2 separate regions of the Homo sapiens genome follow, and region 1 is linked to region 2. A link is an interaction called in ENCODE POLR2A ChIA-PET data of the cell type or tissue named here. Cell type or tissue: GM12878. All regions are shown on one strand. Links, peaks and the distances in the headings refer to the core of each region. The heading gives the core; the rest is flanking DNA.

Region 1 (4,397 bases), core at 169-4,168, 460 kb after region 2:
TGGACTCTGGAGGCGGTGCTCTGACACCAGACCAAATTGAGGGACTAGCTAAAACAGGTGCGTGGCAGAAGCACCTCCCGCTAAGGCACGCCCAACAGTGTGCTGTGTCAGTTTACAGTTGCCATGGCAACACTCAAAGGTTACTGCCCCTTTCCATGGCAATGACCCGACAACCTGGAAGTTACCATCCTCATCCTAGAAATTTCTGCATAAACCACGCCTAAAAGTGGGCATAAATATGAATGCTGCACTATCTCTGAGCTGATGCTCTGGGCACACTGCCTATGGCGTAGAACCTCTGCTGCTGCTGTACACCGCTGCTTCAATAAAAGTTGCAGTTTAACACCACTGGCTCACCCTTGAATTCTTTCCTAGGTGACGCCAAGAAGGCTCCCAGGCTAAGCCCCAATTTGAGGGCTTGCCTGTCCTGCATCAAACCTGCTATATACTGTAAGATGGTAGTTTTACTTACAAATGTCAAACATATAAAAAATATTTGTGTTTCATTTAGGACTCTTTTAACTGCAAGTAACAGCCCAACTCAGGCTGGATTTAAAAAAAGGAAATTGTTGGTATATCCAAATGTGCTGCATCTGAGCAGGCTGCAGAGTTTAGGAACCAAACACTATGGCTAGGACCATTTTTTTTCACTCTGTGTGAGTCGTAGCTAATTTATTCCTTAAAGGTGGCCAGCTGGCTCTGGCTCAGTGTGCTGCTGGATCTAGCTCATATCAACTATTCAGAGAAAATTGTTAAATTTTCAGAAAGTTTGTGAATCTATTGTTAACACAGCCATTATTTGAAAAAAATAAATTATATAAGATTATAATTCAATAAATTATATTTTTAAAATGTTATAAATACTCAAAATTCATGTCTTCCTATTTTACATTTTATATTTTCTATGCTCTTGAGGTGAGTTTCATCTATTGTACTTACGTCTACAATGGAAATACTATGATGGTCAGCAACATTATGTTAGAGCTTGAAATCAGCATGACGGAAGTGTTTCCACCACACGAATTGGCAAATGCTACAAATCAGAGTTGTTTTTCGAGAGCCAGTTGTTAAATATTCACCACCACCATTCCAGCTGCCCCGGACTCACAGCCCCTCAGGTTCAAGTACAGCAGGATAAAGATGGCACCCTCAAAAGTAATGAGATTCACCCTGATTGGATATTTTGTCTGTCTTTCCATCTCTGAGCCAAACACCAAAGCCAGAGGGAAAGTAATACCCTATCCTCCATCCTAGAGCTAGGTTAGTACACACCCAAGCCTATATATATAGGGTGATCACTCCATGACTATCAGGAGATGTCACTGGAAGAAGGGAAAAATGGCTGCTGGGGAAACGTCAAAGTATATCCACCATAGTTGTCAAGCAGTAGCTTACACATGGTCTCAAGGGCTCCTTCTTTCATTCCTCATTGATAAGAGGCATGTGGTTCTGGACCAATGAAGCTCTGGTAAATGGGGTGAGATGGGCAGGTTCTGGTGCAGATCTCTTCCCCATAACCCCCAACCTCTCTTTTTGGTGGGATGATGTCCCCGCTGTCTTCTCCCTCAGGCCTGTTTTTTTTTAATGCTCACAGCTTGGCTCCAACTTAGATGAATGGAGCATGCATTTATAGGTTGTGTAGGTTCCTGAGATTTTTTAAAAAATGAATTTATTTCTTCCTTTTGAGGGGTTCCTAGTCAAATGGAGGAGACATATACAAATAAATAATAACCAAATGATGTAAAGTGTGCTTTCACAGACATATGGAAAAGCTGCACTGGGGAAGTTCAGAAAATTAGGGACAGACTCCCAGAGAAGAGGACATACGTGAGCTGGACCTTTACATCCAAATAGGTTTCCTGTGTGGCTAGAGGAGCACAGAGAAGATGTTCCATTCCAAAGGAACACAGAGAGCTAAGGTACCACAAGGTCACCTGGGTTCCTTTACTCCACCCTTTTTCCAACACCCTAGACACCCTAGAAAGATTTCCCTTCCTCTCTCACTCTCTTTACCATTCTGAGCCAAAATAGAACCCAAACATGGGAGCGACACAAAAGCACTGCTGAATGCAGACTGGTGTGGAGGATGAAGAACATGCCCAGGCTTTAAACTGAACACGCAAAGAGCCTGGGCCATTGGAAGGACCCACAGGCACCTTGGAAATCCCCAGCTGCCTCCACCACAACATCAGGTGAAATCCATTCCTCTTCCAGTATAAGCATTCAAGGCCAACCATTCCTTGCTTTGTTAGCTTTTCTTTTTGGCTCAATTACTGTATCAGCACAGAATCATTTTCTATTTTCATCTCCAGGGCAGACGTTTCTCCAACAGTCTTTTGAGCCTGGGGACCAAAACACCATTTATAGCTTTGCTTCTATGGGAAAAAGTGCTTTTAAGTACCAAACAACTGACTTACAAATAAATGATTAAACTCAACTGCCCTTAAGCAATGAGCTTCCTGTAATGTTTTGCACAGTTCAGTGCCAAAGGCTAATGTGTGTGTGTATGTATGTGTGTGTGTTTTAACATTTCTAAATATGGGCGCCAGGTGTTGCATTTTCAGACTGACCGAGTGTAACTTTTTTCTTCTTAAAGCAACAGAGTCGTTTTTTTTTAGTGAACATGTATCTGTTTAAAAGAAAAGGTGAAAGAAATGGCAGGGGCCACAAAAGAAAAGCAACACTGAAACTTTAGTGGAGAAAGATATATTTGCACCATATAAGAAAAGAGGTTAACTTATTTTTAAAACTTTATTATTACAGATTAAGGCAAGCCTGCAACCATAGGGAAAGTTCAAAGATCAAAACCTCCTGCACAGCTTGGTTTTACTTTGAGTCCAGCGACCCAAAGAGATCTCCACGATGAGGTTTCTAGTCTCTTTCAAAGCAAGCCCAGATGAACAAAAATTTTAAAAGCATGCTGTGAAGATAGTACATAAACTGTGTCCCCGATAAATCAGTATCAGGGTGACCCCATCAGAAGGAGTGACCATGCAAATTGCTTTTTTGCATCAAAAGAAGACGACAGGGCTTAGTGCTTGATTCATTTCAATCTCCCACTCCTTGATTCCTCTCTGTTTCTTTTCTATACCCTTGACTGATCTTCTGTTCTCAGTCTTTTCGTTTCTCTCTCACTTCCTCTAACAGCAGGATATGATATAGTGAGAATTAATACTCCCAAACAAAAAAAATTAACTATAGTTTTTTTTATCCTTTCAAAACAAAACCATTTCTTTACTGCTGTTCTTTCAAGATTCATGATGTTTGTGTATACTGGCATGATGAAGCATTTTTCCCTGTATGCATTGGTATATGATTTTTCTATATCCCTGAATGGTAGGTATTTTAATAATACTGATAACTATCAAATTTTTTAAAACTTGCTTGTGGCCAGGCATGGTGGCTCACGCCTGTAATCCCAGCACTTTGGGAGGCCGAGGTGGGTGGATCACCTGAGGTTGGGAGTTCGAGACCAGCCTGGCCAACATGATGAAACCACATCTTTACTAAAAATACAAAAAATAAGCCGGGCCTGGTGGCAGGCGCCTGTAATCCCAGCTACTCGGGAGGCTGAGGCAGGAGAATCACTTGAACCCAGGAGGCAGAGGTTGCAGTGAGCCGAGATCAGGCCACTGCACTCCACAGCGAAACTTCATCTCTAAATAAATTAATTAATTAAATTAAATTAAAACATAAAAACTTGCTTGTGTTTTTGAACAAAGTCCAATATTTCATGGAGAGCAGGACTGGCTATGTATGTTGTGAGATCCAGTGCAAAATGAAGATGTGAGTCCCCTTCTTCAAATTGTGAGACAAGGTGAGAGTCTTCTGAATGTAGGGCCCTCTGTGACTGCACAGGTCCAGGTCCATGGAGCGGGCTCTGTGGGTGGGTTTTTATTCATGAGAGCACACACACACGGACACACGTACAATTCTCTAGACTAGTATAGAATTAACCAAAATTCACCATGAAAATTAAATCACGTGACCCCCATCAAAAAGGCCAAAGTATCCTGTGCTGGTTTCCAGTATACTTCTTGAGAATTCACTTACCATCATTGACAGAGAGAAAATATTGTTGTAATTCGTTACAGCACCAGGACCAACTGATGAGTGGGATGTTTTGGGTAACTTGTTTCCAAATTTTTAAAACTTAATAAGCATACGCAAAATGTGCTCGACAGAAAAGGAATTTTAGAGCCACCTTTCCCTCAGGGCTGGGAGCATTTGTAATACTGCGTGTGGAGGGCTCCAGCGCAGGGAACCATGATTGACAGCAGCCACCATGTGATGGATGGATGACCAGATTGATGTATTGATAAGGCCAGGCTTGCAGAAGAGAACTCTGAAGAGCAGGTTTTTCTGGTTCCAACAAATTAAATCACAGTCACATTTTT
Region 2 (4,397 bases), core at 302-4,301:
GTGCCTGTTTACATGGAGGCTTCACAGAGAAGGTAGCCTTGGAGCTGAGTCTTAAGTGCTATGGCTTGAATGTTTGATCCCTCCAAAACTCATGTTGAAACTTAATCCCCAGTATAATAGTATTAAGAGGCAGGGCCTTTAAGAGGTGGTGGGTCATGAGGGCTCTGACCTCATGAATGGATTAATCCATTCATGGATAAATGGATTGAGTTATCACAGGGTGGGTTAGTTATTATTAGAGTAGGTCTGTATTAAAAGCTAGTTTGGCTCTCAGTATGCCCCCTTTGCCATGTGATGCCCTGTGCCACCTCGGGACTCTGCAGAGAGTCCCCACCAGCAAGAAGGCCCTCCTGAGATGTTGCCTCTTGACCTTGGACTTCATAGCTTCTAGAACTGTAAGAAATACATTTATTTTTTAAATAAATTACCCAGTATCAAGTATTCAGTGATAGCAACAGAGAATGGACTAAGACAAATGGTAAGGAGTTTTCTAGAAAGTGGGATAGGACATGTTCCAGACAAAGATTATATCATGTGTTGAAGAGTGACAGCTTGAAATCATATGCAATCCCTGGGGAATCAGCAGCTCAGTATGGTTAGATTGTTGAATATGGGGGCAGGAAGGAGAGGTGGAAGAGGAGGTCCAAGTCTGAGCTTAGTATTTTTGGCTTAAAAGTGGGCATCTCATCCATTAAACTGCAGTGGTGTTCAAGCTTGGATCCATGTTAGAAGCACCTGAGGAGCTTTTCAAAAATATGGCTGGGCCCCATCTCAGGTCAATTAAATCATCTTTGGAGGTTACAGTTAAATAAAAATGGTTCAAAATATTGTAGATCACCGGGCGTGGTGGCTCACTCCTGTAATCCCAGCATTTTGGGAGGCTGAGGCCGGCAGATCACTTGAGGTCAGGAGTTCGACACCAGCCTGGCCAACATGGTGAACTGTCTCTACTAAAAATACAAAAATTAGCTGGGCATGTTGTCAGGTACCTGTAATCCCAGCTACTCGGGAGGCTGAGGCAGGAGAATTGCTTGAACCCAGGAGGCAGAGGTTGCAGTGAGCTGAGATCACGCCACTGTACTCCAGCCTGGGCAACAGAGCGAGACTCTGTCTCAAAAAAAAGAAAAAAAAGCCCAGGGACTGATACGTTCTAAAATCTTCCATGTGATTCTAATGAGTAGTTTTGATTGAAGACCACTGCTTTGAAGGGTTTCATACAAGGAAGTGATGCCCAGATTTGTGTTCCCAAGATTCCTTTTGGCTGGAGAGCAGATTAGAGGAGAGACCAGTTAGCATGCTCCTGCCATGGTCTAGGCAAGGCAGGCGAGGCCAGAATTAAGGCATTGTCTGTGGGGTAAGGGGAGGGGATAATGTGAAAGACACTTGGGTTGACCAGATCTTTGTGACAAAATTCCTTTGAGGACCTTTTAAGATTAAGATGGAACAGGTACCTTGGGACGGTTAATGCTGAGAGAAAACTCCGAATGCTTCTGTTTAAAGAGGGTGGTGGCCACAAGCCTCTGTTGGTGCAACTTCATACATGGAAAGACTTTCAGCTGTCCTGTACTCACTTCCTCTGATTTGTCATCCCTGTCCTCTTGCAGGGATCATTATTCTGCCTGCCTAGAGTACAACACAACATGGGCCATGGACTCACATTGCCTTGGGTTTGAATCTTCGCTGTGCTCTTAGGGTCACAGGAGTTAACCTCTCTAAGCCTTAGTTTCTCCACTTGTATGATGGAACTGATGCTTCTTCTCTTGTAAGATTACTGTGAGAATTCAGTGGGATAAAGTACATGCAAATATGAGTCCAGAGCAGAAGGCCTGGCCCACTGCAGACACTCAGTGATTGATAACTCATGTCTTATCATTTTTGCAGCTTACCTGCCTTAGTGACAAATTGACAGTTATCTTTATTTTATTCCCACTGTTCCCCATCTGACTTGCCCTTGTCTAGCCCATTTCAGGTCAGCCCACCCATGCTGATGATCCAGTCTTGTCATCTTCCTGCCTGACCTAGTTTGGGTTCAGCCCTGCTGGGGAGATAGTGCCCTCATGCCTGGGCCACATGTGGCATAACACAGCAAGAACTCTTTATTGTTCTGAAATGTTTACTTGCCCAGCTACCTAAAAGGTTATAAGCACATTGAGGACAGGGAATGGATTTCATTTGTCTTTGTTTGCATTTTATTTATTCATTGACTCCATTCATTCATTTAACAAATAGCCATTGAATATCAACTCTATTGTAGGCCCTGGCATATATTAGTGAGCAAGATGGGCAAATTTATTATACCCTTGTTTTGAACTTATAGTATAATGAGGGAGATAATCATTAATCAAATAATCATAAAATAAATGTTAAATTACAGCCAGCACAACATCTGATTTGGGTAGTTGCTCCAGAGAAGTTTGCTGACTCTGAATAGAGAAAGCACCTTGAACAGATAAAACCGTTCCCTCCTTGTATGTGAAGAACCCAGGACCAACCTGGTAGCCAGGCAGTGTCAGTGAGGGAAGCAGACCTCTGCCTCAGAGTTCTCTAGAGATCCTAGTTCCCCACTCTTACCCTCAGAGCCTTCTCAGTTTGAACCTCCAGAGTGCAGGGCCTCAGAAGCTACATGTGTTAGCAGGCATCCTGGGGTGTTCTCATGCCACTGAAGTCTGTGAACCACTGCCTGTGAGACACAATGAGAACTTAAAAAAAAATAGCCTTAATGAACTGAAGAGTCATTAGCTGTACCCAAGACTCCCCCTGGGAAAGTACCTTTGTTCTGGTGGACCTAGGTGGGGCGGTAGCTTTGACGTCTGCTTGGTTCCCCACTTCCTTGTCTACTCGTAACTGAACACTGGCAGTTAGTGGTTGTCAGATATTCTTTTAGCACAAACATTCCACATTTTGGCACACACTGAGTCTCTGTCACACAAGCACCAGACTGACCCAATGCCAAACAACTAGCCTTCATTAAACGCTGCCTCTTCTGTGAATGCAGGCTCAGGGACCAGACCACTTTGATTTTAATCCCAGATATGCTACTTTCTAGCCGAGACTTTGGGCAAGAAATTCTCTCTATGCCTCCCCTTATATGTAAAATCAAGATAGTAACAGTACCTACTTAGAATATGGTTGTGAGAATTAAATGGAATAATACAAGTGACTTAATTGTCAGAGCGATGAGCACATCAGAGGTCCTCAATGGAGACTACCTGCTTTAATGAAGATATGTCCTATGGAAGGCCCTTAGCTATTAGTGTATTATGGTCACTGAACCAGTACTCTGCAGGATTTCCAGCTTCTGTTAAAGGGTAATGACCTTTCCTCATGCATCTGCTTTTTCAAAATGAACAAAAGTGCTGTTCTTAGATAAGCATTTGTGATTTTATCTTTTTATGGAGACTTTGGAAAGATTTGCTCTGATTTCCAACCTCGAATACTCTTGGAAAATATCTGTATTATTTTTACTCTATTGGATTTTAATGTGTGTTTTAGAAAACAACATCTGCAGATAGATGGTGTTGCACAACAATGTGAATATCCTTAATACCACAAAACTGCACTTAAAAATGGTTACAATGGTAACTTTTATGTTATGTGTGTTTTACAGCAATTAAAAAATAAGACAATAACAGAACTGTGGTTTGTATTAAAGATCTAGTAACTCTAATTAAAGAAAAAGGAAAGGAAGAAAATGGTCTCTAAATGTTTATAGGCCCTACTAGCATCTCTGTAGCTAATCTGGTTTGTTTATAGAGTACTAGAGTCTTACTCAAAATTATAAGCTTTGTTTATAAACCCAAGCTCACTGAGACAGACTGATGAGGCTGCTGAAGTTACCATTAAAGCTACAGGAACTTTTAAGAAAGTTTTTGAAGACACACTGTGTCTGAAGGGACCATGAAAAGTTAATGATCATACTTGCCTGTGTTACCAGATGTCTTAGTCTGTTTTGTGTGGCTGTAACAGAATGTGACAAACTTGGTAATTTATAATATAAAGAACAGAAATTACTTTTCTCACAGTTCTGGAGGCCAAGAAGCCCAAGATCAAGGTGCTGGCAGGCTTGGTGTCTGGTAAGGGCCTGGTCTCTGCTTCCAAGATGATGCCTTGAACTCTGCATCCTCTGGAGGGAGGAATGCTGTTCCTCACAATGGCAAAAGAGTAGGAGATAGCAAACTCACTCCCCAAACCCCATTTAATTGTGGCATTAATCCATTTAAGAGGGCAGAGTACTTGAATACCTAAATACCTCCCACTAGGGCTCACCTCCTGATGCTGATGCATTGGTGATGAAGTTTTCAACACATGAGTTTTGGAGGGGAAAACAGTCAAACCACAGCATCTGTCTTATGAGCTTTTTGGGGATGGTGTAGGACAACTCCAGTGGTACTACTTTA

What was found. Peaks named below come from ENCODE experiments on the same cell type or tissue, not always from the same donor. Only the 100,000 strongest peaks of a DNase experiment are listed, where the experiment ranks them.
Region 1: POLR2A ChIA-PET joins it to region 2 with 7 read pairs; 2 of 35 experiments call an interaction of 5 or more read pairs at or near these places.

What each region holds. Positions count from the first base shown.
Region 1 is chr10:96,285,421-96,289,817 of GRCh38, forward strand. No RefSeq gene overlaps it. Among named protein-coding and RNA genes, the nearest start is that of BLNK, 16 kb to the left of the region's middle. RefSeq lists enhancers at 2,057-2,276, 2,787-2,956. In GM12878, for the core only: no CTCF peak of the experiment used is centred there; DNase peaks (open chromatin) are centred at 2,481 and 3,041; H3K4me3 peaks cover 2,075 bases; H3K27ac peaks cover 3,289 bases.
Region 2 is chr10:95,829,689-95,834,085 of GRCh38, forward strand. All of the region lies in intron 2 of ENTPD1 (ectonucleoside triphosphate diphosphohydrolase 1), which reads left to right. All of the region lies in intron 4 of ENTPD1-AS1 (ENTPD1 antisense RNA 1), which reads right to left. Among named protein-coding and RNA genes, the nearest start is that of ENTPD1, 76 kb to the left of the region's middle. RefSeq lists enhancers at 1,768-1,827, 2,993-3,232. In GM12878, for the core only: no CTCF peak of the experiment used is centred there; a DNase peak (open chromatin) is centred at 2,703; H3K4me3 peaks cover 665 bases; H3K27ac peaks cover 4,000 bases.